Regions from separate parts of the Homo sapiens genome. Here region 2 is linked to region 1. The links are chromatin loops, found by intact Hi-C in ENCODE. Cell type or tissue: mammary epithelial cell. All regions are shown on one strand. Each heading gives the region's core, and the rest is flanking DNA. Links, peaks and the distances in the headings are about the cores only. Region 1 overlaps ZDHHC17 (zDHHC palmitoyltransferase 17). Region 2 has its middle 48 kb from the start of CSRP2.

Region 1 (12,910 bases), core at 2,752-10,751:
TGAAATGCAAGTGAAAATAAGATACTAAAGGACTGGAAATTAGATGGGAAATTCTGGATCACACACCTGTCTAGGTTTGTTGGATAGGTAACTTTAGAGCAATGAGACTTAAGAATAAGAAGAAAACGGAATGATCATGATGTTTAAAGAAAAAAGAGGGAGAAAATAATCTTAAAAACTCAGCCGACTTCACAACTATGCTTAGACTTTACCTTGCTACTAGAAATAAAACCTCTTCCTTGCTTATTGTTTATGCCTTATTTTCTACAGGAAAATATAATTCCTATAGAAAGGCGAGCTCAAGTATTGTAATTACCTGGAAATTAACAATATGTATGTTAGAGTTCAACAGACTCAAATTCACTTTTACTGAAATATTTCAAATATTTCTCAAACTATGTTTTAGTGTTAAAAATTATATGCTAGCTTTTATCATTAAAGTGCCTCTGAATCATTTTAATAACATAACAATGTTTAAAAAATCTCATATTTCACATACAGATGTCTAAATTATTTAAATAAATTAAGATCAAATGTACAACATACAAACATTAATTTTATACAAGAGTACAAATTATATTATTTCATGTACAGTTTAAAATATAGTTAAAAACAACACACTTACTTTGAAAGAAACTGTACTGTAGCCCAAACACCACCATACATTAGCCCTTTAATGAGCCAAGAATCAATATTTAGGTCTGCTATAAACCCAACCAGCCAAATAACTAGGAAAGGAGTTCCTAACATTACTTTCTGCCGAAATTCCTGTATAGAAACAAAAAATTAGAAAAGTTTTTGCATGTTTCAAGTAATCTCAATCTGAATCATTGTTACCTTTGTGAAGGCATGCAACAGCGGGTGAAATTCATTCACTCAAATTTGCATGCTATGTATCAGTACTATTCAAGGTGCTGGTGTCTGTCTTCTGGAGACAGGCAATGAACAATTTTAAATAACTTTGCTAAAATTGTGGAAAATAAGAACAGAAGTTATAGCAGTTGGTTCTATATGGTTAAATATAGAAGACAGTACTACCTGCTTAACACATACACTGGCTAGCAAACAGTTCATGAAAAATACCACCCCTTTTTAACAGGGGCACTGATAACCAGGGAGACAAGGACAACTAGAATGACTAATAGTATAAGAATTATAACACATAAGGAAACCTGAAGATGCTTGCCTGGAGTAGACATTTCAAATGATAAATAGTATATTAAAATCTTAAAATGAGATAAAGAATAAAAGCAAACAATCCATAGGCTCCTAGAGTTCACTGAATGAAGAGATGTGTCTCTGAACAAAGATCAAGGCAGAGTGCTCAATACTCCAAAGGTATTTCCATTTCATTTCTGTACTGGTCTGGTTGTTAAAGTCCATACTTGTAAGTATAAAACCTACATAACTCCTGGTAACTTCTATCACAATTTTATCTTTATAGCAACCAAAGAAAGTCTACTGCCTCTTCCATGTAAGAGCCCTTCACAAACTTATAGCCAGTTATCAAGTCTCTGTTCAGTTACCTTAGGTCACAAAACTATGTAAGATATTCAAGGCAGGGCATGGTGGCTCATGCCTTTAATCCCAACACTTTGGGAGGCCTAGACGAGAGAATCGCTTGAGCCCAAGAGTTGTAGGGCAGCCTGGGCAACATGGCAAAAACATGTCTCTACAAAAAATACAAAAATTATCTGGGCATGGTAGCACGCACCTGTACTGTATCCCAGCTACTCGGGAGCCTGAGGTGGGAGGATTACCTGAGCCCAGGGAAGTCAAGGGTCAAGGCTGTCGTGAGCCTGGGCAACAAAATGAAACCCTGTCACACACACCAAAAGAAAAAAGAAAACCCCAGCTGTGGTCTAACAAAGCAGAGTATGAACACTGCTTTCCTTACTGAATATTTATCTTCCTAAAAGCTAAGGTTATATTACACATTTTTAGCACCCCTTTCATACTATCAGCTTCCACTGAAATAAGTGGGATTTTTTTTTTTCATATAAATGACCATGTCTTCCCCAATTTGACCACTGTAATTCATTTTCTGAACTAAATGTGTAATTTTAACTTAGAGTAATAATTAAACATCAATTTCAGGCTTTAATTTTATGCTGCAGCAAAATAACTAATCCAATTCTTTTTTCTAATAAGTATGAACTTTATATCAAGACATTAGAGAAGATTTACTACTCAGGAGACAGAGAGTGTATGGGTACATAAAATGGTACTATAAAAATATAATGGTAATGTGCTGCTATGTGAGAAATCTATTTTCTCTTATATTAGGAAAATTTTCAACTATATAGTAAATGTGAAAGAATTATATAGTGAAGTCTATCCACCACCTAGATTCAGAAGCCTCTTTTTAAATTAAACTTCTTATTTTGGAATAATTATAGATTCACACACAGTTGTAATAAATAATACAGACAGATCCTAAATATCCTTTGTCCCCCAATGGTAACATCTAGCGTATCACAGTAGCATATCACAACAATGGTAACAGTAGCATGTCACAACCAGGAAACTAACCTTGATATAGTCCAGCTACAGAATATTTCCACTACTTAAAAGGATTCCTCATATTGCCCTTTTATAGCCAACTTCCCTCCTACTCCCAAATCCCCTCTAAATACTAATTTAAAGATGTCCCTCCAACTTATTAAGAAGATTTATTTAACCGTAAATATGCCTGTCTAAAATCCTTTTACTTAATATTCTAAGTAAAAAATCTAAGATATTTAAAATCCTTTTACTTAATATTCTAAGTAAAAATCTAAGATTTTTTAAATTGTTTTCTAAAAATATTGTCCCCCTTTCTTTTTTTTTTTTGGAGATAAGGTCTCACTCGGTCACCCAGGCTGGAGTGCAGTGGCATGATCTTGGCTCACTGCAGCCTCAACCTTCCGGGCTCAACCAATCCTCCTGCCTCTGCCTCCCTACTAGCTGGGACTATAGGCGCACCACCACGCCTGGCTAAAGATTCCATCTTTATCTGTCTACCAGCAGTATTCAAAAATATTTTCCCCCTTTTGGAATGATATTTTTATTTTTCTTAAGGGAATGACTTTTTAAAATAAAACACTATTGAGTCTTAGGTGTCACTACTTTCTTTTTTAGTTTTAAATATAAAACACACTTCACAGGCTAGCAAATCAAAACATGTTAATGACTGAAACTTTTCCAATGTGACATGGAAAAAGAAAGAACAGTCTACATAATTACAGATGCTTAATCTCACAGGTCCCCTAATCATCATAATTTTTAAATATATGATGGTTACTTTCAACCTTTAAATATCACTCTCCCAATCATCATAGGCTTTAAAAGGAACCTTTATAAAAATTTTAATATATTTAAAGCTACTAATGAAAAAAAACAGGAAAGAAACTCCATTTCTGAACTGACCACAATCGTATACAAATGTTAAAATTGCACTAAACTTTTAATGAAGTTCTTTTTAAAAAATCATATCCAAACACATAAACCTGATGTATAGTTTAATAATGCCATAAGTAACTTTACATATTAATGCAACATCTAAAATTTGTAAGTCATTTATGACTATATGTGTGTGTGTGAATATACATATATAAAATAAAACTTCAAAATATTCACATTCAACAAAACGAAAGTGCCAATATTGTGGGATTTTCCAAAGTAACACAAGATTTTTTTTTACTAGCCTAATTATCATAAGACAGCCATTTTTCACTCTGTTGAGCAAAACTGCTCTAAATCCTAGAAAACTGAGCAACACAAAATAAATCATTTTCTATATCATATCTAATAATTAAACAGAAGAGTTAACATGGCATGCAAAAATTGTTCATTAGTCTCAGCTTATAGGGCTGAAAACAGCCAAGTTTATAAACTATGAATCTAATTCTTCTAAGTAACGGACCAGGGGACTTTTCAACTGATTAAAGAAGTCCAAACTCCTATAAATAAAGGAGGCACTGCTTTCAAGACTGCTTCTCTTTATCCTAAATTTGTCTTTTTGCCTTGGTAACAGATAGATCAATATTAACTTTAAATAATCAACATTGCCACTAGAACAGCCTAAACACGATATACAAAAGATGGTACTCAAAACTTAATGCTACTCAAGTTGTGATTACTGACAAGTTAGCAGACATCTTGACAATTATTTAGGTACATAAAGAAACTCTACGGCAATTAACTTCTTTTTTGTGGGAAATAAGATTGTGCAGAACCTAGACCCCCTCTCTGGGGGAAAATATTCTAAGTTTTAGTATCATATAATCAGGCAACTGAGCCAACAGTCATACAATTTAAAACTGAAGGTATATGGATGATCTAAAATGAGTTTTCCATAGAAAGGTCAAGAATATAAGCTCTCTGAAAAAAGGTATACAACATATCACAAAAGAATGCAAAGCTCAAGTTAGAGCTGGAGTTGTGAGTAGTTTAAAAAGATATGTATTAGAACTAAGCTATTTCACAATTTATTATCATACTAACAAACAAGCATTCACTAGAAAAACCTTTATTTTTATCTATTACTTAACAAAGGCCAGTTGAATCAATGAACCAAAATGTACACGAGTAGCCGATGGAGATTTAAATAATTTCATATATACCCATCCTTCTTAATTATTAGCCCCAAAAGGTCACCAACCACGTAGGTAAGAGCCCTTGGAAACTTTGTTATTTACCTTCATTTATTCTGAGTATAATAATATTTTAAAAATTACATTGAGAAATGCCAAAATTAAAGGCTGTAAATACTCGTGCTAAGTAAGTGTTCCTAAGAATCCTACTTAAAAAATTATATATCGAAAATCTTCAGCTGGGCGCGGTGGCTCATGCCTGTATTCCCAGCACTTTGGGAGGCCGAGGTGGGAGTATCACCTGAAGTCAGGTGAAGTCATCTGAAGTCACCATGGCCAACACGGTGAAACCCCATCTGTACTAAAAAAAAATACAAATATTAGCTGGGCATGGTGATGGGCACCTGTAATCCCAGCTACTCAGGAGGCTGAGGCACAAGAATCACTTTAAACCGAGAGGCAGGGATTGCAGTGAGCCAAAATCTCGCCACTGCACTCCAGCCTGGGCAACAAGAGCGAAACTCCGTCTCAAAAAAAAAAAAAAAAAAAAATCTTCAGTTATGAGTTTACCTTATCAGCTTTCAGCTTTCTAAGGAAGGACGGATTGTCATATCCTTTTGCTTGCCTTGCCTCTTGTAAGTGGTTGATCATCCACACATTTTTTCTCTGTTTTGCCAAATCAAGCGCTGATTCGCCCTGATAATATAAACAGAAGAAATTCCTATTAAAAGTTTAAAAGCAGGCTATCTTAGTTACCTTTAAAGAACTTCTATAAAAATTAATTTACTGCCCTATTAACGTTGTTTTGACATTGTGTAAATTACTAAAAACACCTGCATCATTACATGTTTCTTATTACGCTTTCCCAAAGAATAATCACAAAATGTATTTTCTCATCATATTCCGTAGATTTTATTTTTGCCTGTATTTTGACATATTAGAGAGCAAATCAAAAAGTAGGTATTTTAGTACCTGCTGGATCAGAGGCTATCACTAAGTTTATCAGTTATTTCATATTCTTTAAAAATTTCATTAGTAATAGTTATTGCTACAAAACACCTTGCTATAATATCAAGTTGCCAGAAATCTCTCAGTTTTATTTCAACAATGATAGGAGTCTTCAGAAGAGAATAGGAAAGAAAAGGAAAAGTCAGTCTCTACTTCTACCACTATTGTACTGGCATTCTTGATTTATATTCATTCACCCACCCAGAAGTTTCCAAAGTAAACGAGAAATGATTTTAAAAAATAGCAAATTCAAGTTATGAATTTGTATCTCCCTTTAATCCTAAGAAAAAGAATGCCAGGGAATTTACATGATAGGAATAAAATGTATCAAAGTAAGAAACAAATAAGCATTCCCAATTTTAGGTCTATGCTTCTTTTTGCCTTAACTAATTTAAAATTTAAAATCTTATTTCTCCTTTTGCAAATTAGTCAGACACCTACATTTCCATTTATTTAATGTGTTCCACTATTTATCTACTTCTTCAAATAGAAAAGCAAAACTTTAAATGCTTACCAAAGTTTCAAGAATGTAAAGATGAATATTCAAAATTACTTTTAAAAAGTAAAACCACTGAAATTTTATTTCCAAAAACAAGGTCAAAAAGAATAAAGCAATAAAGAGCCTTGGGGTGCCTTATTTATGAGGGATGATTACTTATTAAGTATAGTTTATTTAATATTATAAAATAAAAATAAACAACAAAATAAAACACACCACTGCCACCAACAGCAACAACTATTACAAAACAACAAAAAGCCCAACCAATCCTTTAATATAAAGATCAATGGTATTTAATAAGAAATGGGCTAATCTAGGAGTCTTCCACAAATAGGGATATTTACTTTAAAATATTGCCTTACCTATTCCAAAATTCCATCACCTAAGTTGTCAGAACCAGCTAATTAATCCAAACTATAAAGATTACCTGAATAAAAGCAATCCCTTGGGTAACAACTCCCCGGGAATATCCTGCAGTTGCCTCGGTCCAGCTGAGCATCCCTTCCACTAGAGGGCCATGTGACACCTAAGGATTGCCTAGACAAAAAGATTGAGGGAGCTTTAAAATATCTTTCAACTACTCCTCCAGTCATCTAACTATTTTTGTATAGTTCTTTTATTCAGCTGGTAAAATAAACACTCAATTCATTTAAAGAAGTATATTAAAACCAGGGTTCTGAGTTAAGTCTATATCTATTTGATCACTCCATGTCTCAGCCAAAATAATAATATTAACAATAGCAACAACAGCAAGAATCTACATGGAGTAATTATAGACTATGTAACTGTTAATAAAAGAAATCATTCAAAGGTTTTGGTCAGATAAACATTATGGTTGGGGGTAAGATCACTCAACATTTCACCTACGTAAGGTTGAATTTCATCGTCAAATTTTAAAAAAATTTTTCCTTGGTGACCATTTAGGTCAGGTATTTAAGAGGTAATACAAAACTATTTTCTAAAAACAGTTTCTTACCTCATTTCAAGAGGTCTTTCAATACATTAATGAACAGAGCTCAGTAATTTTATATTCTGTACAAGCTAAAAACTATGCCCTTTGATAATTTTAGAAAGAAAAGATTATAACTGCTTGTGTAGCACTCAGAGATTAACTGTTCCTTCCAAACTCAATTCATCTAAATTTATCAGTATAACCAAAAACATATGCTAAGGATTATTATTTTTTTAATCACAAATGAGATACTACCACAAAAGGGATTACTGGGTAGGCCATAATTGTGTTTTGTTTTTTATTCTTAGTATTCCAAATCATTTGTTTCCCCTGTTGTTGCTTTACAAGAAGAGATTTAAAGCTATTTCATGTAGCTATTATCTAGGGGCTTGGTTCTTAAATTCTTTTGAGTCTTTTCTGATGACAGCCACTTTTCTTCCTCCCAGAAGAATGCTGATACAAGTAACTTTTTTTCAACAATTTCAGGGGTCCATGGACCCACACCTCCTCCAACCAAAGTCTACTGGGGGGACTCCAGATAAAAAAACCTAGGGTATACAGCTATTCCTGATCCTTCCAGAGATGAAAACAGCAATTTTAAAGTTACCTATCATTTAGTATAAATTGTCTTTTTTTTTTTTTTTTTTTTAAGACATAGTTTCACTCTTGTTGCCCAGGCTTGAGTGCAATGGCACGATCTTGGCTCACTGCAACCTCCACCTCTCAGGTTCAAGCAATTCTCCTGCCTCAGCCTCCCGAGTAGCTGGGATTACAGACATGTACCACCACGCCCGGCTAATTTTGTATTTTTAGTAGAGACAGGGTTTCTCCATGTTGAGGCTGGTCTCGAACTCCTGACCTCAGGTGATCCGCCTGCCTCAGCCTCCCAAAGTGCTGGGATTACAGGCATGAGCCACAGTGCCCGGCCTCATTTAGTATAAATTGTCTTTAAAATAAGTTCTATCTTGTTTTGATAAAGGAACGTTTGTTTATACATGAAAAGAACTGAGTAACTAATATGTGAAGGTAAATCTCTAGTTAATATAAAGAAAGATTTCTAAGACACTTAATCATATATAGAAAATAGGTATTTTAGGGAAAGGGGATCTTATAGAATTATTATAACACAAAGCGTAATTTTTCATATTCTTTGAAAAATATAACTTTTTATAGCTATTAAAGCCATAGCCAGATTTGCAGGCTGCATCTTATCGTTACAATCCACTATTATCAACAAGATTCTTTCTTAAGACTTAAAAATGGAAAAAGCATAGGTATAAATAAATTTGGTTAGATTCCTGGACAAATATTCTAGGTATTTTTTTAAAATAAATGTTTCCTTTTCAAAATTGGCAGCAATTTAAGTTTACTTAATTAGCTTAATAGTTCACACGGCTAAGACACCACTTCAAATTAAATATTACCAAACAGAACCAATTCCTATCACCTTCATCCCAAAAAGTCCTTCTTCAGTCTTCACAATCTCAACATATGATATCACAAGACGCTCAGTTACCCAAAACAAAACCTAAGTCATCAACGATGGTTTCTTTTATCCTCACACCTAATCTACCTTCTTATTTCTACTTTAAAATATCCTCTCCAAATCCAGTCATTTCTCTCTACCTCTACTCCTCTGATCCTAGGCTAAGCTAACATTATCACTTGTCTGATTTATTGCAACAGCCTAACTGATCTCCATCTTTTCCATTTTCTTAACTCTTCAATGCATTCTCCATACATCAACCAAAGTAATGTTTAAAAAATATTTAAAACAAAAAGCAGATCATATAATCAGCCTACATAAATCCTTTCAAATGTTTCCCATGACTGAGAATACAATTAAAGCTCTTTATTATCGCATTGCATGATACAGCACCTGTGTTTCTCAAGTGACTTCACCATCTTGCTCACTGTACTCTGGCCACACTGTCCTTATTTCTGCACCTCAAATACTGCAATCTTACTCCTGTTTAGGACCGTGCACTTGCATGTTCCTCTACAAGGAAAATTTTTTCCCACATGTCTCTGTATAACTGATCCCTTCTCATTACGTAATTCTGAAAGCAAATGTCATCTCCTCAGAGGCATTCCCAAATCACTCTCACTGGATGTGGTCCTTCCATCCCAGTCATTCTATCACATTTGCCTTTTATTATTATTCACTTACTGGCTGTTTCCTCAACAGAATGTACATTCTGAAAGAATAGAGACCTTATCTGTCTTGAACAATGTGACTCCCCACCACCCACCATTGAATAAGAATTTGCTGAACGAATAAATACATGGTTTCTATTAGAAGGTGATAAGACTTAAGTATGTTGGGAATGCCTCTGAGGCAGATCCCCATTTTTAAAAAAGGCATTTGATACTCATTTCATCTTTTTAATTACATATAAAGTGCATTTTAAAACAAAAATCTACTTTGTCACCAGTGTAGATACAGGTAATTTTTCCCCTGAAAGTATAAATGTTCCCTGAGCAAATACAATAATTCCTTAGACTTTATTTTCTTTAGAAGTACCATCACTCCAGAAGCTACCAGGGAATTACATGAGAAAAATTTTTTGTCAATAGCCAACCTCTATTACATGTGACAGATAAAGTTAAAACATTAATAAAAAGAAAATAACTGGAAAAAAATGAATTTAAAAGCTCTAAGGTACAATAATTAGCTCAATTATAGACACTGTAGACTCTGGAAAGTATTCGCATGAACTACAATAATAGTTAAGGAAGTTACATTCTATTTCATTGTTTCTTGGCACCAAATAATTCTTGTGCCTGAACCTATAAAACATTAAAAATACAAAGTTCAAAATCATTTAAATAATTTTAAATATCTCTACTCTTATCATTAACTTTCTGTTGAAATTTGCTGTAGATTATTCCTTTTACTAAGAGTAATTTAAAAGTTTACGCAATGGCTAATGAGAAGTACAAGTCTTCATTATTTACTTGAAAAGACATTGAATTTAAAAACATACCTCAAATCCCAATGACTGTGACTGAATTTAACCTAATTTTATATGAACAGAAAATAAACTTTTAAAAGCTCTAAAAATACACACTACTAGTTTCAAACTCCAGAACTGTGTAGTCATCTTACTGTCATAATTCTTTGGTATTACTATAATTTCAGTATACTGATATGGCTATTGGCAGAAGGTCTACAGAGTCTTACTATTTGCCAAACTAAAATTAATCCTGTTTTTTCAATAATACTAAGTATCTTTAAATGTATTCCTCGTGCATGATCACCTTAGGAATGGCTGTCTGGTAGCAAAGATAAAAAAAAGTAGTAACACTCTGAATTCAGATAAAAAAACATGAGGTAATCTCACATAATTTTCTTTTAAGTATATTGATCAGGTTTAGTCAAACTTCTCTTTTCTTAACCTTCAGACCTGGGATCAGCCAATTTACTCATTCCAGTGTTATAAACTTTTAAGAGCATCCTATTTAAAAACATTCAAAAAGCAAACATTTCTCTCTATAATTTCTGAAGTGGCAGAGGTATCCCAGCAGTCATGAAAACTACCTTAGGTAAAACTCAAGACTACATAAATCTTCATTTACTCAGTCAGTAAATACCTAGAGTGCCCATCGCTTATCAGGCACTATGATATGCTGACTTTCTTCTTTCCCTATGTTTAGTGGCAGATATGGAACTATTCTGATCACTTTTGTTAGGGACAAGAAGACTTGAAATTTTTTTAGAAGAAAGAAAAATATACATGATTTTATCAATCTCTTATGGTTTCCAATATTAATTTACTTTTAACTAAATGTTTGTAATTAGACTATTTCTAAAAATTGATAAGCTTAACAAATTATGCTCCATAAAACTAGCCTAAACTATTTTATTTTAGAAGTTTATCCTTCTCCTCTTAAAGTAACTGAATCAAGGAAGAACAAACTATTCCTTGGAACATAAAGAGATACCCTGATCCAGCAGGAGATAACCTACTTTTTGATTGGCCATTTCAGATTAGTATGTGTCCTGAACCCCCTTCATATTTAATTAGCACATATCCCTTAGAAATTTAAGAAACATAACACAGAAAATACTATAAATTATAGCCAAAATTAAAGAACATTTGTCAATGGGTATAGTTACTTATGAATGCATATGATTAAAAGATGATGTTTAAAGTAATTTCGCAGAACGAGTTCGTTGCTGAAAGACATGGTGGATCCTGAGGCTTTAAAAATGAAAAGAAATAACCAAAATTTTGAGACTAGCAATAGAATCTTATTGCATGTATTAATAAAATGTTTACTGATTTCTAAATGTTTAGAGTGCAAATGTTAATTGTGCTTGGCTCTTAAATAATGTTGTAACTTTTCCTGGATTAGTCCACCATGGTGGGGTGGGGGTCCTCCTATCAACACCATAAAGGCATTTATCAAATTTAAATCTCTTGATCTTTAAAAAAATAAGACAATAAAATAACCAAGTCAAAGAATTATTAAAATGTATTATGCATAATGTGGTTTAACTGTAAACCTGTATTGAAGAAGTTTCTTTCAACTCTGACAGTCTATGAAAAACTTGTTTTATTACAGAATTCACATATTAGCCACATTTCATACAGTATTATCAATATAGAATATTTTTACCTTGATATTCTGGGCATCAACATTAGCTCCAGCTTCCAGAAGAAGGCTAATGACTGTGGTATTCCCTGCTAGCACTGCCCAATGCAGAGCAGTGTTTTTGTGATACTTGTCACCAAGGTTAACTGAAACATTGAATGTTAAAAGCAATCTAGTTGGATCCACACTGAAAAGGAAAAAAAAAAAAAACAAACAACAACAACAACCCTAATTTCAATTATAGAAATCATTACAAATACTAAACTGATTATGCTTACAGTAGCATTCCATTTTGGAACACTTCTAACCTACTCAACAACTTTAAAATCAATAATGAGACAATATTCTAATATGAAGTATTAAGTATGTATGACACCATATAAAATAATATATTAATAGTTTCAGGGGATAAGCAACTTGGTCCTGATATTTTCTATTTTTGACCTAGAAATGGCATTAATACTTATACAATTCAAGAATAACACTTTTTAAAATTTAAATTTGGAGTCTTCCAAAAGTGATCTAAGACAACTTACTAATTAATAAATTTGTCAATATGTAAATCACATGAAAAAATTAATTAATTTTTAAAAAAAGATAACTTCTTTTCTTAGATATTGTTAAAAGAGAAACAGATTAAGGAAGCTCTAATCAGTGAGGGAGAGACAGCACAGAGATACCAGAACATCCAAAATGGTAATTTATATATACTATAGTCATAATAAAAACTGTAAATATTAGTGAGTATAGTATTAACTGCTTTTTCCTCTCTCTTACTTCATATTGTATTATGCTGAAATGGCCTAAATAAGTTTTTTATAGTCATTACATACCTATGTGTTCTATATGCTGCCCACATTAAAGGCGTCATTCCATTCTGATCCATCATATCTACATCCTGATAAAGTAAAAAGAAAAAAAGTCAGACAGTTAAATTATAAGTTCCTAACCAAATTTGCTTGGAAAAATCTAATCTATATATAAAAGGAGAAGCGAATATAATACTACTCAATCAAGGATAATGTATGAAACTTTCTTTCTTAACTTTAAAATGAAACTCTTGTCACTATATACTCTAGTGAACATATATCATGCTTTTACATTATTCCCTTTTAAGATGTTTTAATCAGCCTTTCAATGTTTCACATTTAAAATTCTTAACCTATTCTGACCTTTCAACCACAAAGGATAGGTTAAGTGATTAAGTTTCTGAAAAACTTGTTTATACTAATGCATAAGAGAGAACGACAAAACTGTTTATTCCTAGGCATTTCAAAA
Region 2 (12,910 bases), core at 2,792-10,791, 110 kb before region 1:
TTGTTCAATTTCCACCTATGAGTGAGAACATGCGATGTTTGGTTTTCTGTCCTTGTGATAGTTTGCTCAGAATGATGGTTTCCAGCTTCATTCATGTCCCTGCGAAGGACATGAACTCATCCTTCTTTATGGCTGCATAGTATTCCATGGTATATCTGTGCCACAATTTCTTAATCCAGTCTATCATTGATGGACATTTGGGTTGGTTCCAAGTTTTTGCTATTGTGAATAGTGCTGCAATAAACATACGTGTGTGTGTGTGTCTTTATAGCAGCATGATTTATAATCCTTTGGGTATATACCCAGTAATGGGATTACTGGGTCAAATGGTATTTCTAGTTCTAGATCCTTGAGGAATCGCCACACTGTCTTCCACAATGGTTGAACTAATTTACACTCCCACCAACAGTGTAAAAGCTTTCCTATTTCTCCACATCCTCTCAAGCATCTGTTGTTTCCTGACTTTTTAATGATCGCCATTCTAACTGGTGTGAGATGTATCTCATTGTGGTTTTGATTTGCATTTCTCTGATGGCCAGTGATGATGAGCATTTTGTCATGTGTCTGTTGGCTGCATAAATGTCTTCTTTTGAGAAATGTCTGTTCATATCCTTTGCTCACTTTTTGATGAGGTTGTTTGTTTTTTTCTTGTAAATTTAAGTTCTTTGTGGATTCTGGATATATCTTTCTTAGTGACTAACTTACTCATCCAATCAGCCATTCGTTAAAACTTGTTGAGCACCTACTATATGCCAGGCATTATGTCAGGAGCTAGAGATATAAAAATAAGATAAAATCCTTGCCTCTAGAGAGCTCACAATCTAAAAAGGAAGAAGACATGTAAATAAATATAAACTGTGTGTCACTAGCTATTACCCACATCTACAATGACAGGAACAAAGTGCCTTGCAAAGATATTTCCCGAGATCATCAAGTATTCTTAAGGCTCCTACAAGTTTCATAAATAAGTCTTACTAGCTCCTGCAAATTTGAGAAATAGTGGCCAATGGTCTGTAATGATAAAAAATATTGTTTGACTTGCCTGGTTTTAATCTGCCCAGTTATATATTTTTTAATTAGACTTCATTGCTAGCTAATTTCACCTAAAAATTTAGATTTTGAGATTTCTTAAAAATGTAGAAGATACTGGCCCCACATTCCTACATGGCAGTAATAGATTGGAACTGAGTGGTCATTGTCCTTTGTAGACAAGGTACATTGTATCCAGTTTATCAACAACCTACCTCTGTCTCTTGTTTCACTGACTTAACCTACTTTATTTATTTACTTTACCTGTTCTGGCCATCAGCCAAATGTTCCTCTATTCCAGCTCTGATCTTCTCAACTGGTTACCACTGCACTATGCCCTGTGTTAACTCTTAATGATTCTGCTAAGTCCCGCAGGAAAATCTTTATGCAAGAGAATCTTGGGAAAATTCTGTGGTCAAATAGAAAGACTCTTAATTTTTTGCCATGCTTTCTAGGAGAAATGAAAACAGTACTCTTTTGGAAAAAGAAAACCAAAAACCTTTCACTCTTTAACTTATTTCCCATGGGATTCAGCTATAGGTCCATGGATCTGAGTGGAAGTGTAGCAGTCAGGGTCTAGTCGGAAAACAGAAGCCACATTAGTTATTTTAACAGAAAGAATTTAATATAGGGAATTGATTAAGCAGATATTGGAGGACAAAAAAGCAAAAGGGGGCACCAAGATAATTCAAAGAAAGTAACTGCAGAAAGAAGCCATTGTCCCTAGGGCGGGGGAACAAAGAAGAAAGGCTGGTATTTTTCCAACACAGGTGCCTGGAGTGGAGACCTGCAAAGCTGAGATTGGACCTTTGAAGTACCACCAAGCTGCCATTGGTACCTGAGGAGAACTGGTAACCAACTGCATACCTGGGTGAAGCACTATTATTTAGGCACAGAACAGAGAGCAACTAGAATGGAGCGAGTTTCTTCTCTCTCTTGTTGCCCTCTGTCTCCCTCTAGTACTTCCTATTAGCAGAGCAGAATCCTAGCCCCAGAATCACAAAGAAAGGTACAAAAGGCGTCAATCTGGAGTTGAGGGCTAAGAGCTTAATAATGGCACACTACATAAGGTGGTCCTCAAATTGCCCTGTTTGGTAACAACTAAGGCTTTCTTATAGAACATACTTGTTATTCTTGGCTTATCTTCCCTCAAGTTGAGTTTTCTCCCAGGATGATCCTCAGCCCCTTATTTCTGGAAGATTTGCCTGCCCCATAAGATTATCAGAGATAGCTGACTCCCAGAGTATAAAGAGCTGAATCTCAAGCTGGAGACCTTGCTACATACATCATTATAATAATGTGTGATCAATACGAATTAAGAGTAGACACAGCATGCAGCAGTGAAGAATTCAAAGAGGAGGTGACCTTTGATGAGCAACTTGAAGGATGGTTGGGAATTTACCAGGGGAAGAGGGATAAATAAAGCAGTACCTGCAATGTTGGAAGCCTGAGGAGAAAAGGGGTGCTTAGAGAATCATAAATTGTTGGGCCTGGTTAGAGCACAGGGTAAATATAGAGACTGGGCAGCAGATGGTACCTGAAACTCCAGCGACAACTTCTCCACCCTCCCATCCCAACAATCACCAAGTCCTGAAGATTCTGCCTATTCTGAAAAAATCTTAAATTTGTTTTCTCATGTCCATTCCCTCTGTTACTGCCTCATAAGCCCACATCAAACCTCACCTGGGCCAACAAGCCCCTATTATAGCACATACCAATTCCATCCCTCGTCCACACCACTGCCAAAGTGACCTGTCTAACACAATAGGAGCAAGTCTCCACTTTACCAAAAACCCTTTGCAAGCTTCCTATCCCCTATATATAAAGCCTAAACTCCCAAGCATGTCCTACAAGACCCCCAAAATCTAATCCCTACCCATCCTTTTCACCTGATCTCCTTCTACTCCTCCTTTCCACTTTAAACTCCAGGAAGGATGTATAATTCCATTGCTCCTGGCAGACATCAAGCGGTTGTACACTGCCCTGCCTTTGCATGTGCCTGAAATGCTCTCTCACCCTCTCCCCTGTCTGCCTCCTGGTCCTCTTGCAAAACCCCCCTTAAATGGCACCACCTCAAGGAATCTGTCCTGACACCACAGGTAGAATGAATCACCCCTCTGTGGAGCTATTTCTGTGGCTTCTAATGTTATATTTATCATGCATGTCATAATCATTAGCTTTAATTCTATCCTCACTGATAGACAATGAGCTCTTGGAGAAAATAATTCATATACATTTTCGTTCTTAGTATATTTTATGCTTGACAATGGTTGGCATTCAGTAAAGTCAGGATATTGTGAAATGACTTGTGTGTCAAGTTAAGAAGAGTTTGGCTTTTTTCCTATAGAGAAAAAGAAATTATTTTCTCTGTTTCTCTTTCTCTCTCTCTCTCTCTCCCCTCCTTTCCCACCCCCCTTGCTCTTTTATGCAAATAGAATGATAAACATAAAAAACTTTCCATAAGAAAAAAAAATTAGTCTAAAATGCAAATGTTTATTCATGTGGATTTTAGAGTGTTTCATAATTTATTCAGTACTTTCACATATTTTTAAAAATTCTAAATTAGCCGGGCACGGTGGCGGGCGCCTGTAGTCCCAGCTACTCGGGAGGCTGAGGCAGGAGAATGGCGTGAACCCGGGAAGCGGAGCTTGCAGTGAGCCGAGATTGCGCCACTGCAGTCCGCAGTCCCGCCTGGGCGACAGAGCGAGACTCAGTCTCAAAAAAAAAAAAAAAAAAAAAAAAAAAAAAAAAAAAAAATTCTTATTATGTGGCTCTTTTCTGAAATCCTTTAGCATCCCAGTCTTTAATTCTCTTCCGCATAGCTCTATCCAGCCTTCCCATTAGTTCCTACCACCTTTTCTCAAAAATCCCAGGTACTCCTTTTTTCTTCTTCCCAAGGAGTTTACAGGAACTTCTTGTTTTCATTGAAGCCCCAGCCCTCACTCACAGTTGTAGGGCCCTCCTTGATTGGCCCTAGTACAGAGTTCTTGCCTGTAGGGACAGGAATGCACACAGAACCCTTGCTAAACGATGCCCTCCTTCTGTGCTGCACCCTTTCAGGGCCTCAGCCCTCCAGAAGTCTGCAGCACCACCTTGAAAAGGAGCTGCTGGTAGGGAATGCAAAAGAACAGAAAATTTTTGAAAATGGAGGTAAACATTTTTAAAGATCTTTAAAGCATAACCTGCATTTAATGAGAAAGGGTCAGGGGCACATTCATGTTAATGGCCCAGATAAATCACCTTCTTCAAGAGGAGTTCATGTGTGCATTTGCGAGAGCCGCTAACATTTTCCAATCTTTTAGTGGAGTGCAAAAACACAAAACATAACAAAACAAAAAAAACATCCCGCAGGTAAAGAGTAGAGATCATGGGCTTTCACCTCTCTAGGGGCTTGTGTAAGCCAAGATAAGTCTAGGGTTTCCATTTTAGCCAGGCGTTCCTGTATTTCATATTTACATGCATTTGTGGGCTTCCTACTTCCAAAAAAGGCTCACAACAAAACATGCATTTAAATAGAGCTATTTTCTCTATAGCCAGCTGTCAGCTTAACTTGAGGCTTGTTCTCATATATGTCCATTGAATTTCATACTGGTATTTACTTTTTTAAAATATAATAATAATTACAAAGTAATTCATGGGTAAAGTAAAACAAATCAGAGTTGTATAAAAAAAAGTTAAAATCTGCTTCTTACCCATCCAACCCCTAAGGTAATTGGTATTAATGGTTTGATGTATATCCTTCAACACCTGTGGTTACAGGGAGTGAAACTGGTGTGGCCACTTTGGAAGGCAATTTGGTAATACCCATTAAATCTGAATTGTACAAATTATTTGATTCAGCAATTACATATCTTAGAATTTGTCTTACAGGTATACCCAAACACACAGGATAATCTTCATAGTATTGTTTATAGTAGCAACAGTTCAGAAACAGCCTAAAGCCTGATTAAAGGTGCATATCAAGTATAGGATACTATATAGCTCTAAAATATAATGAAGTAGATTGATAGGAAATGAAAAACCATGTCCAGAATGAATATGCATGTTTCTGTTAATACACACACATATATGTTCACTCTATACTACACACATACGTGGACTATGTGGATGTATACACACATGTGTGTGTATTTCTTCACTCTATACTTGATATATAGAGGCTATTTCTGGGACGACAACCAAGAAAATTCTCCATCGTAGCTGCCCTGGAGTCTGGGTGACTATTCATTTAGAATAAGAGGGAGACTTGCTTTATTATATACCTTTTAGTAGATTTGATTTTTTAACATGTGAATGTAGTCTTTTTTTCAATAAGAGAAAAATAGTGAGAAAAAATATGCCAATCTGATGGATGAAAATTATACTCATTGTTGGGCTTTAAATTTCCCTGGGTTGGCTGGGTGCGATGGCTCATGCCTGTAATCCTAGCACTTCGAGAAGCCAAGGGGGGGCGGATGACTTGAGGTCAGGAGTTCAAGACCAGCCTGGCCAACATGGCTAATACAAAAATTAGCCAGGCGTGGTGGTGGGCGCCTATAATCCCAAAAGAATTGCTTTAGTCCAGGAGGCAGAGGTAGCAGTGAGCTGAGATTGCGCCAGTGCACTCCAGCCTGGGCAACAGAGCAAGACTTCATCTCACAAAATAAATAAATAAATAAATAAATAAATGATAAATTTTCCTGGGTAAAAGTGAGACTGAACATGAGAAACTTTTTTCATGTGTATCACGGTCATTTACACTCCTTCGATGAGATGCCTATTAATATCATTTGCCCATGTTTTAAATTGAGTTAACTTCCTTATTAAGTTTTGTAGCTTTTCAAATATAGGAAATATTACCCCTTGTTTATAATATGTATTAAATATTTTTCCCAATTATTTTTTGTTTTATATTGCTGATAATTATTTTTGTCATTCAAAAATTTTTTGTTTGTTTTAGCAATACCACATCGGAGGCAGGGTAATGTAGGTACATTATTCTATCTCTTTCTTTATGGTTTCCCCTCTTGCTTAAGAAGTCCTTTTTCAACCAGAAGTTATTAAAATGCTACTTTTAACATTTAGATCTTTAATCCTCCAGAATTTATTTTTAAAGTATATGATTCAACCATTTTCTTTTAAATGTAGAACTAGTGCCATTTTGTGAAAGCCTTTCTCCCCAGGGAATTGAAATGCCAGCTGTCATATGTTAGTTTTCCATATGTGTCATTAATGCTCCTTTGCTCTCTCAGATTCATTATCTCCCCAGTCCTGTATCCCAGAGCCAGGCCCCCTTGTTTCCTGACTTAAAATTGGCTTTGGCCAACAGGAGGCGCCAGCAGATTGGAAAGACAAAGGGGTTTGACTATTTCTTCCTCCATGCCTTCCTTGCAGAGTCACCAAAGTGCTTCAACCCCCTTATTAGTTCCCATAACTCTGCCTAAATTCTGCAGATAGACACTCCTCTAAATTCTCTTCTAAGTCTCATATTTGCCTGTACCTTTTGTTTTTAGATTACTGTCCTTTCTTGTTCCTATTTTATAAAATGTGATAATGGCAGCTTGAATGTATTTTATCACATATTCAGTTTGCTATCTGGTTGTTCAAATACCTCAATATTCTGCCCTTTCAATATTTTCTTGGCGATTTTAACATGTTCATTTTTCCACTTGAAATAATTAATCCAGTCAGTTCTAAAAAGTTAAAATTATCATTAATATTGCATTAAATGTGTATATCAATTTGGTCATTTTTATGATACAGGTTTTCTCATTATTGAACATGGTACCACTCAGTATTTTCAAATGCTTATTACAAACCTCAACTCAATATCCACAAAACAGGTCAAACCAATTATTGCCCTTTCAAAGTTTGGCTTTATTTTTAAGTTCCCTCTCACTTAATGGCATTCACAATTACCCATGCTCAAAACCTAATGTCATTTTCATTTACTCTGTCATGCCTCACATCCAAATGGTTGCCAAGTCCTGTGATTATTAAGTGAAAAATATCTGTCAAATTATTTCCTCACCCTCTCAGAACTACAGACCCAAGTTCTCATCTCTTCAATGAATCGTCACTTACATTCCTTAATTAGCTCCAATCTCCAGCCCTCCTTAAATCTATTTTCACACTGCTTCCCAAATTATAATTTTAAAATACAGATATGAAAATGGCATTCCTCTGCTGAAACCTTCAATAATTTTAATGTAATAAAGTCAAAACATTTTTCATATTCCTGCTCCATCTACCTTTCTGGTCCCTTTTTCTTCCATTTACCCCGCAATCCACCAAAATACACACACACACACACACACACACACACACACACTCACTCCCCCATGCTCTAACCACATGGGCTCACTTGTAGTTTCCCAGACATGCTATTTCATTTCTGTCCTTGAAAATGCTCTAGTTCTATGCTGTCCAGTATGGTGGCCACCAGGCACATGTGGCTACTGAGTGCTTGAAACATGGCTGGTGCAAACTGAGATGTGATGTACGTGTGAAATGAACACCGGATTTTCAGTGGTTGTACCAAAAGTTTATTGTCAAATATCTCATTAATGTTTTTGAAAAATTATCACTTGTTGAAATTATAATAGAGTGGATATGTTGAGTTAAAATATATTATTAATTTAATTAATGTCATTAATTAATTAGTCTTTTTTTTACTATTTTAATGTGGCTACTAGAAAATATGAAATTCCTGTGTGTCTCACATTATATTTCTATTGGACAACACTGCTGTAGTCTGTTTTTGTCCATCTGGTGGAATCTAATTTGTGCTTAAACCCTGCTTCAGATGCCACCTCTTCTGTGAAGCCTTCACAGTTCCCTCATTCTAGGTAAAATTAATCATTTCTGCATGTGTCCCCAGAGCACTTTGCATGTACCTCTGTCATGGCACTTACCTTATTATAATATCATTATTTGTTTATATATCTGTCTTTAGCAATTTTGTATCTTTGTGTCCTTTGTTTCCTTAGTCTTCAAGCAGACCTAGTGCTCAATTTGTGGTGATTAACTGGAAGGCAGAAATAGTTCTACCAAAAACAGACTAAGAATAATCACTAAAAATAATCACAAATTTTACCCCTAAGCTTATTGTAAACAAGACAGGAAAGGAAAATGTCACTTTATACAACTCTAATAAGAGAAAGCTTTCAGTCTGTCAGGAGGCCAAACTTTCCCTAGCACTAACTCCAGGAGAGATTTATTGCATGAAACCTCATATGAGACACTGAACCACATAGTACGTCAGGTCTTTAATCAGGGGTCTACAGATAATACAGAAATATTCCTTATTTGGCCATTTTTTATATCAACCAACACTATAAGCAGACAATATAATATTACAGTACAGCTCAAAGCAAGCATTTTATAGACTAGATTAAGGCAGTTCAAACAGAGCTCTCTGGTGATCCAACTTGACAGAAAGAAAGAATCCAGAGAATATAGTTGTTGCTGTTGTTGTCTTTTATTCAGTCTGACAATCCTTGTCTTTTAGCTGGAATATTTATTCTATTTATATTATTAAAATGATTGATATTGCTGTCAGATCTCTCATCATACTATTTGTTTCCTATTTGTCCTGTTTGTTCTTTGTCCCTTTATTCCTCAATTCACTTCTTCTTTTGGATTAATCATCTATTTTATTATCCCACTTTTCTCCTCTATTAGCTTTTTAGTTAGGTATTCTATTATCTTTCTTTTTTAATCATCCTATTAATAAAATTTAAAAATTGTTTTAAGATACATGTTGTTCACAAAGGAAAATAAACGTAAGGACAGATGAATTCAGAGAAAAGGGATTGGAAAAGATATAATAAGTACATACTAACCAGAAAAAAACTGGTGCAGTTATATTAATGTCATATGAATATGATTTTAAGATAAAAATATTATATAATGACAAAGAAATAATTTACCTAAAGATATAGCAATCTTGAGCATATAGTTACCTAACTATATGGCTAAAATATATGTTCAAATATTGACAATATTATAAGAAAATTACAAATTCATAATTATAATGTATGATTTTAACATCCTTCTCACTAGTTTATAAAGCAAACACAAAGTAGTAAGAATATTAAGAATTAAACAAAATAATAATGAAGCTTGGGCTAATGGAAATATGTATACATAAATCCTGAGCATAACAAATTTTCAAACATATAAAACCTGACCTTATACTGAGTCATAAAGCAAATCTCAGAACTACCAAAAAATCAGCATAATACTTAACCCATATTGCCTACTCACAATTCAGTAAAAATAGAATATATTAGTAAAAAGATAACTTCCTCAAATACCTACATTCAGAAATTTTAAAATATAATTATAAGGAGTTTATGGATCAAGGAATAAATCAAAATGGAATTGGAAAATATTTTAAAATTGAACATAAAAATATTAAACTATGGTAAAACCTAAGGGATGCAACAAAAATAGTAGTTAGAAAGATGTCTACACTCTGAAATGCATAGATTAGAAAAGACAAGTGACTGGAAATTAATGCTTTCAACACAGGAAGTAAAAAAAAAATACAAACACAAAAGAGTAGAGCCAAGGAAAGTACAAGAAAGAAAATAATAAAGATAAGCATAGAAGTAATTGAAACAGAAAACAAATAAACATTAGAGGATCACAAGAACCAAAAGCAGGTAATTTTTGTGAGGCTAATAAGATAGAAACAAACAAAAAATCTTGGCAAGTTTGATCAGGAGACCAAAAAAAAAAAAAAAGAAAAAGAAAAAACAGCACAAATATGTTATATTAGGAATTTTTAAAAAGGATCCATAGACTTTTTCTTTTAATCATATGCATTAGTTTTAACTCTTTTGGTCATAAAGGATAAAAAACCCAGCATGGGCCGGGTGCGGTGGCTCACGCCTGTAATCCCAGCACTTTGGGAGGCCAAGGCGGGAGGATCACGAGGTCAGGAGATGGAGACCACCCTGGCTAACATGGTGAAACCCCGTCTCTACTAAAGATACAAAAAATTAGCTGGGCGTGGTGGCGGGCGCATGTAGTCCCAGCTACTTGGGAGGCCGAGGCAGGAGAATGGCTTGAACCCGGGAACCGGAGGTTGCAATGAGCCGAGATCGCACCACTGCCCTCCCGTGTGGGCAACAGAGACTCCATATCAAAAAATAAAATAAAATAAAATCAGCATAAACCGGCTTAAATAAATATTGAACTTATTACAGAAGAGTGCAGAGATAGGTTTGGCTTGAGGTGTACACTAATGGAGAGTTTAAGTTCGACCTTATTTCTCTCAGTCTCCCAAGTCTACTCTCCTTCGTGTTAGTTCCATTATTATCAAACACACTGTCCCTTTGAAAGGCAACACAGCTAAAGCCAATATCTTCATAACTACAATCTGGAGCAAAAGGGAAAGGATTGCCTTCACAGTGTCTCAATAGATGTACCATTGCATGTCGTTGGCTCTGATGGGCTCATGAGACTATCTCTAATCCAGTCATTGTGGGCCAGGGAATGTGATGTTCAGATTAGCTGAGTTTGAATCACTTCTCTGCTGAAGCAGGGAATGGAGTTAACACCTTTGGTAGCACATTAACCAAAATCACAGTGCAGTTAGAGAAGAACAGTGAATGACTGCTCTAGGGCACAAACAACAGATGTGCATCTCAACACGACTTCAGTCAAATGTTTTATTTTAAACAGAGTTCCAGCCCTATGAGCTCACCAAGATGAATCAATTGCCAAATGTCCCCCTGCATAACTAAATTTGATCTGTTGCATGAAATGATTCAATACTATCTACTTTGCCTAAATTCAACAGGCCATTTGCCAGAAGGTACTATTTGGGTTTGGGCAAATTTGATACTGATTTGTTGTTTTTAACAGCAATTTGCCAGCAGATTCAAGAATTTCCTAAAGTCAATTCCTACATCACTTTGCTATTTTCAGGTAGGACTTTAATAAACAGAATCTTTTGACTTAAAAACAGCACAGTACTCTGCATTAAGTGTGTTTGTTGTTCATTTATTCAAGAAATACTCATTGAGAGTATGTTCCAGGCATTTCATTTATGGTTGGGGAGCTAAAGCAAACAACAAAGATCCCGACTGCTGCCCTCATGGAGTTGACAGTAGTGAGCCTAAGAGTAGAATAGATTTTCAACTGTTCAAGTGCATGAGTTACTTCTATGCCCTTTTTAAAGCATTTCGGGCTGCAGATTTCACACAGGTCATTAATCTGGCCAAGCGAGGAGAACATTTTGTTCCTGTGGGAAAGTTCTCTGGTCACTGGGGAACATGTCACTAGTGTTTAGACAGGACTTTTGATGGAAGAACAAGTGGAACTGGAATAATTTGTCAAGCCTGCAGTCTGGACCTCATCCTCCTGTCAACTGCATTTTGGTGGACTTTTAGGGGTAGGTGGTTTGGAGGAAGGGAGCAGAGTTTAAACGAAAGAAGAAAAAGCCAGAAGCATAAAAAAAGAAACGGGAGGGTGGGTGGAGGAATAAATGAAAAAAAGAGTGGGTGATACAGGTTAAATTGTGCCTCCTGGGACACGAATAAATATTTGTCTGTTGCTTGTTGTCAGCATCTTTCCCAAGACTCTAAATGAGTCTTGGGAAAGATGCCTCCTTTGAATGAGTCAGTGAGTATTTCAAATGATCTTCAAAACTTTTGAACAAAAACACTATTGACTAAAGACCCAGAAAACTAATTTTATGCCATCCTGACTTAATTATGGCAAAGAATAATTGACTCCATATAAAATCTCATGTTATATTCATGTCATACCTCTCAACTAAAACAATTCAGTTTAGATTTCTCTTACATACTTGGCTAACAAGAAAATATTTGATTGAAAAACAAAGGAAAGAAAATCAAAATGCAAATTCAAGTGAGTGGAAACTGCATTTCAAACAAGGAGAATAATTATATGTACAGCATCATAAGCTGGTCTTCAAAGAATGTAGACAATGATTTATGTAAAGTATTTCTACAGAAAACAAAATGTCTCTTTAGAATAAAGACAATAGCATATGTAATTTACATTTGTGGCTGAATAAAAATAAATAAATGTTTCAAAATGTATTGTTTAATCAAGAAATCAAAGATGGTCATACCAATGCCAAGAGTAAAATTTGAGCATCTTACCAAATAAAACATTTTGAAGGATCTGTTTGTAATTTTTCTGAAAACCAAGAGAAGGAAATCAGAAAGTTAGCTGAGCTTGTGGTACCCTGTTTAGATGGCTTTCCAAATGCAAGACTGTTGCATTTAGATTGTAAAGCAGACCATGCCAAGCTTTTGAAAAAGAAAAAAAATTTGTTAATGTTGCACAAAAGCCTTCAAGGTCGTGCTCCTTTTGGCCAGCTTCTCAACCTCATCTCCTTCAATTCCACCCTCAACCACTGCCTCCAGCCGTGGCTGGCATCCTGCTGCTTCTAGAGCACAGTCAGGCATGCTATACCTCAAGGCTTTTGCAGCTGTCCTTGCCTTTGATTAGAACCTTCTTCTCTCAGGCTACATTACATGGCTTCCACCATCCAAAGTCTTTGCTCAGCAAGGCCATTCCCAACACCCTATTTAACATCAAAAACTCCCTCCTCTGCTTTATTTTTCTCCAAACACTTATCACGTGAGCACCATAAAAGCAAAGATTTTTGTCTTTTGTCTCCGATTTACTGTGCCCAGCAGAGTACATGCTCAATGAATATTCGTTAAATGAGTTAATGAATAAAAGCTGATATCTGAAAATGGGGCTACAGGCATGGTTAGTGGCCTAGTTAATCATCTCATGAGCAAAAGTAGTCCCATCCAAAATCACATCTCCAAGCATTGTACCAACTATTAGGATCCGGGTTCTCCTGAAAGCAGAGCCTGAGACAAAGGCAGGCATGCAGGTAGTTTATTTG

What was found. Peaks named below come from ENCODE experiments on the same cell type or tissue, not always from the same donor. Only the 100,000 strongest peaks of a DNase experiment are listed, where the experiment ranks them.
Region 2: it touches region 1 in a loop (16-fold over the local background); 3 of 110 quality-filtered maps call a loop at or near these places.

The regions. Positions count from the first base shown.
Region 1 is chr12:76,814,766-76,827,675 of GRCh38, reverse strand. It overlaps ZDHHC17 (zDHHC palmitoyltransferase 17), which reads right to left. Exons shown (of 17, transcript NM_015336.4): 6 at 12,466-12,530; 7 at 11,657-11,819; 8 at 5,145-5,270; 9 at 626-768. Among named protein-coding and RNA genes, the nearest start is that of ZDHHC17, 57 kb to the right of the region's middle. In mammary epithelial cell, for the core only: a CTCF peak has its summit at 6,588 (motif pointing right); no DNase peak of the experiment used is centred there.
Region 2 is chr12:76,920,805-76,933,714 of GRCh38, reverse strand. No RefSeq gene overlaps it. Among named protein-coding and RNA genes, the nearest start is that of CSRP2, 48 kb to the right of the region's middle. RefSeq lists a silencer at 3,872-4,166. In mammary epithelial cell, for the core only: a CTCF peak has its summit at 6,340 (motif pointing right); no DNase peak of the experiment used is centred there.